Linked DNA regions of Homo sapiens: region 2 is linked to region 1. The links are chromatin loops, found by intact Hi-C in ENCODE. Cell type or tissue: heart right ventricle. All regions are shown on one strand. Each heading gives the region's core, and the rest is flanking DNA. Links, peaks and the distances in the headings are about the cores only. Region 1 overlaps SLC6A18 (solute carrier family 6 member 18). Region 2 holds the start of SLC6A3 (solute carrier family 6 member 3).

What was found. Hi-C counts contacts between places; a loop is a spot of excess contacts. Peaks named below come from ENCODE experiments on the same cell type or tissue, not always from the same donor. Only the 100,000 strongest peaks of a DNase experiment are listed, where the experiment ranks them.
Region 2: a loop joins it to region 1, with 2.8 times the contacts of the local background. A loop is called at or near these places in 1 of 110 quality-filtered maps.

The regions. Positions count from the first base shown.
Region 1 is chr5:1,235,827-1,240,205 of GRCh38, forward strand. It overlaps SLC6A18 (solute carrier family 6 member 18), which reads left to right. Exons shown (of 12, transcript NM_182632.3): 5 at 2,124-2,234; 6 at 3,624-3,736. Among named protein-coding and RNA genes, the nearest start is that of SLC6A18, 13 kb to the left of the region's middle. In heart right ventricle, for the core only: no CTCF peak of the experiment used is centred there; a DNase peak (open chromatin) is centred at 2,486.
Region 2 is chr5:1,443,086-1,447,464 of GRCh38, forward strand. SLC6A3 (solute carrier family 6 member 3) reads right to left here and starts at 2,355. Exons shown (of 15, transcript NM_001044.5): 1 at 2,263-2,355; 2 at 1-157. The coding sequence starts at 112. RefSeq lists an enhancer at 2,993-3,492. In heart right ventricle, for the core only: no CTCF peak of the experiment used is centred there; a DNase peak (open chromatin) is centred at 2,420; H3K4me3 peaks cover 820 bases; H3K27me3 peaks cover 4,000 bases.

The DNA of each region.
Region 1 (4,379 bases), core at 65-4,064:
AACCTTTTTTATTCTGGTGATATTCTTGGCTCTGAAACTGACTTTGTTTTAAAATAGCCACTCCAGATTTCTTTGGGCTATGTTAACAGAGTGTATTTTTTCCATCCTTTTTCTTTTAAACTTTTTGTATCTTTATGTTGAAAGTGTTTTTCTTGTAGACAGCATACAATTGGATCTGGCTGTTTTAACCAATCTGACAATCTCTGCCTTTTATTTGGGGTGTTTAGAGCATTTACATTTAATGTGATTATTGATATGGTTGGGTTTAGCTCTGTCCTCAGATGTGTTTCCATGTGCCCCATCTGTTTTTTTTTATTCTTGTTTCTCTCTTTCTCTAGGTATTTTTCAGGATCCCGCTCTATCTCCTTGGTTGGTTTAGCTTTAACTCTCTCTTGTTATTCTAGTAACTGCTTTAGAGGTTACAGTCTACATCTCTAGCCTGTCATGGTCTATCATTAAGTGATCTTGGGGCATTCTATGGTCATTTAAGAATCTCATTGCATTTTATCCCATTTCCCTTCCCAGGCTTTGCGCTATTGTTGTCATACATTTTGCTTATAACATGTTATATAAACAGCAAATGCATTGTTATCAGTTTAGTTTTAAACAAGCGATTATCTTTCAAAGAGGCTTAAATAATGAGAAAAACTGTATTGATGTTCAACCATGTGGTTTCCATTGGGAGCAGCAGAAAGGACCAGTAGAACCTGAGCCTCCTGCTTGCCTGGACCCCTCAAGCAAGAAGAGTTCTTACCCTGTATTCTCTAGTGTGTGCTATCATCTCCAGTCTGGTATCACACATGTGTGGATTCTTTTCAAATGACGGTGCTCAGTCCATGCACCCTGGACCGTGCCTCCTGACCCATGGGCCACAGACACAGGACCCCAGTGCCCCATGCGCTGTGCAGTGTCTCAGGACGCCAGTGCCCCATGTCCTGTGCAGTGTCTCAGGACGCCAGTGCCCCATGCCCTGTGCAGTGTCTCAGTGTGCTGAGGTTGTCATTCCTCTTACATGGAGGGTGGGGGTCTTCATGCTTGAGAGGACTGGAATTACTGAATTAGACAAAGCAGCCAGCCAGAAATTCCAAATAATCCTATTATAAAGGCCCTTAAAAATGCATCCCAAGCTGGGCACAGTGGCTCATGCCTGTAATCCCAGCACTTTGGGAGGCTAAGGTAGGTGGATCACATGAAGTCAGGAGTTCAAGACCAGCCTCGCCAACATAGTGACACCCCGTGTCTACTAAAAATAAAAAAAAAAAAAAATTAGCCAGCCGTGGTGTTGGGAGCCTGTAATCCCAACTACTTGCGAGGCTGAGGCAGAAGAATTGCTTGAACCCGGAAGCAGAGGTTGCAGTGAGCCGAGATTGGGCCATTGCACTCCAGCCTGGGCAAGAGAGCAAGACTCTGTCTCAAAAAAAAAAAAAAAAAAAAAAATGCATCCCAGGTGATTCTGCAGTCAGTCTGTATTGGGGGAACTGAGGAGAGGAGTGAGAGAGGAGTGTCCATTTATGCTCTTCCATGTGGATGTCTAGTGTGTAGACCCTTGTCTACAGCTGATGAGAAGTGGGAAACAGCTCTATGTGGGCAGAAGGGGTACAGGGTAGGTGCAGCCAGGTGGGGGCATCGAGGTGGGAGGAAGAAGACTCTGGCCACACAGAAGGGCTGAGAACTCGAGAGTGGACAGGAGGGAGGCCGGAGAGGGGACCAAAGCAGGGAAAGGATATGGTCAGAAACGAGGGTGACCAGGAGAGAGGCAAGTGGAGGTGGGTGGCTTGGGAGAGGGAGGCCAGGGAGGGAGTTTGGCCCAGACCCCTCTTCAGGGCCCAGCCCCTTTGCTCAAAGGAGGCCTGAGTCTCCCAGACAGCCAGTGCTCCATGGGGCACAAACATGTAAACGAATGTGCATGTGACTGTCTCTGGTGAGCCCCAAACCCTCCGAGCTTGCCCTGAGCCTGCACCCCACCATCCCCCAAGGTGCACCCCCATCCGTCCTGGTCAATCCCATACCAGAGGCAGCCACTCTGACCACAAGGGCGGTGTCTGGAGCCTGCCTGCTTCTCTGAGGCTTGTGGACAGACCAGAGGCCATTTCAAGTCTCATGACTCCACCTTTTGTTTCAAGGTGATTTACTTCACAGCTTTGTTCCCTTACCTGGTCCTGACCATCTTTCTCATCAGAGGGCTGACCCTGCCAGGGGCAACAAAAGGACTCATCTACTTGTTCACTCCCAACGTAAGTGGGTCTTGGATCAAAGTTCAGGGCCTCCAGCACACACATTTCAGGGCTGTGGCCAGCAGCTCCCTCCCTCACCTGGGAGCGTGAGAGGCCAGGAGCCACTCCAGCAGCTGGGCTGCCTGGTGGTCAGGGGTGAGGTTGGCCCAGGATGGCGTGGCGGGAGGGGGGCCTTAGGAAAGAGGTCAGGTTTGGAGTGAGCCTGGGGCCTCAGGAAAGAGGTCAGGTTTGGAGTGGGCCTGGAGGACTCAGGAAAGACATCAGGTTTGGAGTGAGCCTGGGGCCTCAGGAAAGAGGTCAGGTTTGGAGTGGGCCTGGGGCCTCAGGAAAGAGGTCAGGTTTGGAGTGGGCCTGGGGCCTCAGGAAAGAGGTCAGGTTTGGAGTGAGCTTGGGGCCTCAGGAAAGAGGTCAGGTTTGGAGTGGGCCTGGAGGACTCAGGAAAGACATCAGGTTTGGAGTGAGCCAGGGGCCTCAGGAAAGAGGTCAGGTTTGGAGTGAGCTTGGGGCCTCAGGAAAGAGGTCAGGTTTGGAGTGAGCCAGGGGCCTCAGGAAAGAGGTCAGGTTTGGAGTGAGCCTGGAGGACTCAGGAAAGAGGTCAGGTTTGGAGTGGGCCTGGAGGAGGACTTCGGTCTGGGGCAGGTGGACTTTGGCACCTGTGGGACACCAAGTGGACATGGATGTGAGGGGTCAGGGGAGGAGGGACAGGGTTCTGGGAGAGGCTGGCTGGGGACTGGATGTCCCTGCTCTGGGCCCGACTCCACCAAGGGCCTTGTCCAGCTGCATGCACCCCATTGGGAAGCCACAGGAGCCAGCGCCTGCTCCAGGAGCCTGCACGGCTTCTAGAGCATTCTGTACTATCCCAGATCGCGGCACTCCCTGCCCAGCATCCCGAGGCAGTTTCCAGGGGCTGGTGTGGGAGTGGGCACCTGGGTATGGGCATGTCTGCCCGGAGTCCTAGCAAAAGACAGAGGACACCTTCCCAGGCCCCAGAAGCAGAAAAGCCAGGCTCCGTGCATGGCATCCCTGCCCTCGGGGCTTCAAATCACCCAGAACCGCCCGGTTAGAGAGGGCACAGTAAACATGCCCATGCAGGAGCTGCTCAAACCCATCTCCAGCCCCAAAAAACCTGCCAGCTACGTTCTCATGTGCGCCTGACAGCCACCGGCTCATTCGGCCACATCCCGGACAGGGGCCTGGCATTTGCCGTGTACAGAGCTGCCACTCCACACCTGCACACCTGCGTGGTCCTACCCTGTTCCTGGTGTCTGTACAGGTCACACTTGCTCACGAGTGTCCCCAAAGCCACCTTGGGAACGTTCTGGAACAGTCAGGGCCACCAGCTCATGTGGTTTGCCTGCTGAGTGAGACGCTCTCCCTGACTCATTCCAGATGCACATTCTCCAGAACCCCCGGGTGTGGCTGGACGCAGCCACCCAGATATTCTTCTCTCTGTCCCTGGCCTTCGGAGGACACATCGCTTTTGCAAGTTACAACTCGCCCAGGTAGGCAGTCGGGCTCAGCTGTCCAGCCAGGGAAGCTTTGGGGAGACGCCCGAGCACTTCCTGATCTCAGGATCACACTGTGGATCCAAGGGTGGCCTTGTGTGAACCTGAGATAAGAACCTCACGCCACAGTCTGGGCCCTCACGGCAGCTCCCAGCACGTCCGGAGCTGGCTGCAGGAAGACAGCCTGGATAATCACACCCAGGAACCAGGGTGTAACTGGGCACGATACCAATCAAAATGCACATGACACGTGGGGCCATAAAAGCCTCAATGGTCACCTGAAATAGACTCAAGGCCCGTTGGTGCCGACATGAGCAGGTGCTGCTTTTATGATATCTTAATATGCACAGATCCCTACAAAGTGCAATTCCACGGATCATAAAGTGCATAGCCCAGTGCACTGTGATGAACCTGAAACAAGCCTTATTTCCCGTGGCTGCCAGTATTTCTGCCCCCTTCGGAGGCAGGCAGTTTGCATGAGATGGGAGAGGCAGGTTGGTCCCTGGGCAGCTCTGCCCGCTGGCGGCCTTTAGGGAAGGAAGTGCCAGCTGGGACGCCAGGGAAGCTTTAAATGTTTGTGATCGACACCTTACTTCCTTGAACTCACACTGGAGCTGCACTTGTGTGCGTTTCTCCTTTG
Region 2 (4,379 bases), core at 105-4,104, 210 kb after region 1:
TCTGCTCCTTGACAAGGATGAGCTCCACCTCCTTCGGGCCCACGGCATTGGGCTCCTTAGCCGGGGCCACCACGGAAGACATGAGTCCCACGGAGCATTTGCTCTTACTCATGGGCACACTGGGAGTTGAGGAATTCTGTGCTTCTTCCCTCTTGGTCTTCAGCCAATATGAAAAATAAACACACAACAGGAACGCAACAATTCAGCAGCCAGGGCTAGGGACATACCTGGTGCGGAGGGCAGAGCCCCGAGGCATTCACGGGCATTCCTCTGGGAAGGGATGGGTGCGTTCTCAGCGCCTGAGATGGTACAGCTGGGGCACGGGAGCTGGGAAGTGCCAGCCCTCACCACAGGGCTGGGGCACTGGCCCATGGAGGCCTCAAGACAGACACTCTGGTTTGCTCCTCCTTCCCCTGCACCCCTCCCCACTCCTATCAAAGTGCAAGGCTGTGTGAGCTCTAGCGTGGCTTTCTACTAACAATGCATGGATATCACTTCCACCTTCCCCCACACTTCCAGAGAGCAATTTTACAATCTTCTAAGAGCATTCAATAATGTCTTCATGACTGTTCATCTGTATTCTTTTTTCTTTTTTTTTTCTTTTTTAACATGAGGTCTCGCTCTGTCACCCAGGATGGAATACAGTTGTGATTACAACTCACTGCCTCAACCTCCTAGGTTCAAGTGATCCTTGCACCTCAGCCTCCTGAGCAGCTGAGACTACAGGTGTGCACCACAGCACCGGCTAAGTTATTTTTGTGTGTGTTTTTTTGTTGTTGTTGTTGTTTTTTTGTAGAGACAGGGTCTGACTATTGTTGCCAAGGCTGGTTTTGAACTCCTGGTCTCAAGCGATCCTCCTGCCTCAGCCTCCCAAAGTGCTGAGATGACAGGCATGAGCCACCAAGCCTGGGCTTGTATTGTTTATACTCAGTAATAAAGAGCAAAATTTATATAAGCAAAATCAGCCACTGTAAAGAGAGTTTAGACATAACCATCACAACTGCTTCCTCAAAAAGTGTCTGTACAAGCCACATCCACCTAGGGCAGGTGGCACCACCCCGCGTGAGAGAGCTGGGCGGAGGATGGACAGGGCTTCATCGCGGGAACTAGCTCCTGGGCCAGCAGGGTAACCCGGGAAATCCTGTCCAAACGGCTACATAAACCCCCCTGCAACGCTGAGCAGGAGAGCAGGAGCGTCTACACCGCCCCAGCCAGGGCGACTTCTGTCATTTGGATCCAGCAGCAGCGTGTTTCAGTCGAGCGCACGCACACACAGACACACAGACACACACAGACTCACAAACACACATACACACTCACACACACACAGGCGAGCACATACACTTACACACATACACACTCACACTCACACAGGTGCGCACACACACACAACGACTGAAGCAGGTCGCAGGTGGAGGCTCTAACAGGCAACTTTCCCTGCATCCAAGTTTGCACAAAACCTCACCCATGAGCTATCACGAGCTATGCCACGCACCCGGTGACAACCTCAACCGGCACGACCCCTCCGGTGGGTAAAACACCCGACGAAGGGGTTCCGCGGCGCGAGCAGGAGGCCGCGTTGGGAGAGGGCGTCGGGTGCGGAGCTCGCGAGTCTCCGGCAAGCCGCCGCCGCCCTGGGGCCACCTGACCCCGCTCCTGAACGCGGGGCCTCAGAGGCGAGTTTTGGGTCTACACAGCAAAATGTGGCCCGTTAGAAAGCGTCCTTCCTCACCGCGCCCAGAACAAGAAGCGGCGCTGCCTGGCGAGTCCTCGCCCGGCCTCCCCGCCCTGCCCAGAGCACCAGCGCGCAGCCCGCGCCCGCCACCACCCCCAACACAGACAAAGCCCCCGCGAGATGGAGCGGCGGTGTACAAAACCCACTCCGATCGGATCTGGGATGCGCCGCACCCCTAGTAGGGTTAAGTTCCACGAGAAGAAACCAGGACCCCCGAGTCACAGCCATAGACACCCACGCGTCCCCTAAGCCGGTGACTGCACCAGGTGCCCACCCGGTTCTGAGCCTGGAGCGGGGCCAGGGGCAGCCCTGCACCCTCCTCGCGCCTCGGACGGCCTCAGGGTCCCATGTGGCGCTATCGGGGGGCGCTCGGCACCCGCGACTGTTGGCGACTTTGGAGACGGCGCGGTCTGCGGGACGCGGGGACCCCAGACTGTGCCCGGTCCCCGGCCCCCGCCCCTGCGCCCCACTTCGGGGTCTGCGGAAGGAGCGGGGCGCCCCGATGCCGCGAGCGACGCTGGCCTCACCTGGCCGCCCGGGCCTGGGCTTTGCACGCGAGTCCTGGCGCCGAGAGCGTTCCGCGAAGCCTCCCCTCCCGCTCCGCAGCGCTGGGCGGTCTCAGCCTCGGCCTCGGGCTCTTATCCAGTAGACAGGGTCCGCCCCGCCCCGCCCTCCCGCCGACGGGGTCGCCCTCGCGTCCTGGCTCCTCCTCCTCACCTCCCCGGGCCGCGCCCCCGCCCCCGCCTCCCGGACGCAGATGGCTGGGAGCAAGCGGCGGCCACGGCTCCACTGTCCTGCGCGTCCCGGAGCCTCGGACACGGGGTGCGGGGGCCTGGGGGTCCGAGACGTCGCGGATCTAGACGGGCGCCTTCCACGCGGGAACTGTCTGGGCCGCCCTGCGCCCTCGCCCGCACCCCTGGGGGCTGCCCCGGGCACCCGCTATCTTCGGACGCCCAGGGCTGGCGGCTCCCAGCTGGACGGGGAGGGAGCCGAGCGGCTGCGCGCGGGGAACTGCTGGGACCCCGTCGGGCCGACCCTTCCCTCCCTCCCCATCAGGGGCCCCTACGGTGGCCCCGCGCTCTGGGGACCACGTCCCTCCCACCCCGCCGCTCCACGCTCTGACCAGCGGGCTCGGGACCCCGCCGAGGACTCTGCACGCTTCCCGGCGTGCGGGCTGCGGAGACGCGGGTCCTTCCGTGGCCTTGGGGTCTCCGCGACCTCGAGGCGACCGAGGTCCCCTAGGCCTAGTCCCCGCCTTGCCGGCATCTAGTGCGCCTGCATCGGAACCGAGGGGCCCGCCTCGCACTCGCCTAAGAAAACCATTTCCCGGGACGGGCCTGGAAAGCCCTGGCGGTTGGTATCCGGCTCCAGGGCCGAATGGACTCCGAGGCTTTCCTTCCGAGATGCCCGGGCGGGATTTCTTCCATTCAGCGCGCGGAGGAATGGAGCCCCCAGGCCGCCAAGGCCCAGGATGTCCAGGTCCTTAGAAGGCACCGAGGTGAGTGGCCGCGCCCAGCTCTGTGCGTCGCCCCTAGGGTCGCCCGAACCCCGGCGTTCCTCCCCGTGTACCCTCGATGCTCCCGTGAGCACCCTGCCCTGGGCGTCCAGGCGAGCCCTGGGGCTCTCCAGCCATTCCAGCCTGCAGCCCGCGCTCAGCAGTGAGGGAGGCAGGGACCCTTGGTGCCTGACTCCGCAGTACCCGCCCGCAGCGCGGTGCCCCACCCCCTGCGCCCGCCCCGCACTCCCCGCACACCACCACTCCCCTCCCCGCCCCCCGCTCCCCCGCTCCCCGGCTCCGGGGCTGGCACCCAGGCAGAAGGCACTCAGGGCTGTGACTTCACGCTGAGTTGGAATCAAGTGGGAGCCTAGTGACCCCCTGGGGCTGCCATGACAAAAAACTCCACAGCCTGGGGGCTCACACAGAAGCCTTCAGTTCTAACGGTTCCGGTGTCCCGAGGCCAAGGCCTGGCCGACTCTGTGTCTGGTGAGGGCCGCTTCGGGGTTGCAGACAGTTCTCTCCCTGTATCTCCCCACGCTAGGGGCTGGGGAGAGCTCTCCGGGGTCTGTTTTATGAGGGCACTGGTCCCATTCCTCAGGGTGGAGCCCTCCTGGCCTGACCACCTGAAGGCCTCCTGACACCACCTCCCATCAGGGGTGGGACTTCATCGCCAGGGAGGTGAGGGGACTTCAGGAGAGGGGGATGTGCCACCTCGAAGCTGTAGTGTGTCAGTGGCTGCCACAGAAGGGATCTCTCTACCCCTATTATCTCCATGGCACAGGTTTCAATAAAAAGGAGTGAGCCAGGGCTTGGCCCCAGAGCAGCAGGGTTGAGGAAACAGTCTCCCAAGGAAAAGACTTTGCAGGTGACTAAGGGAGGCTGTTAAATAAAACACACAGAGAGAATGGATGTTCAGGTATATTAAAAATACACAGGCCAGGAGTGAGGGCTCACGCTTGTAATCCCAGCACTCTGGGAGGCCGAGGAAGGAGGATCTCTTGAGGCCAGGAGTTTGAGACCAGCCTGGGCCACATGGCAAAACCCTGACTTTGAAAAAAAAAATTAGCCAGGCATGGTGGCCCACACCTGTAGTCCCAGCTACTGGGGAGGCAGAGGTGGGAGAATAGCTTGAAGCTGGGAGGTGGA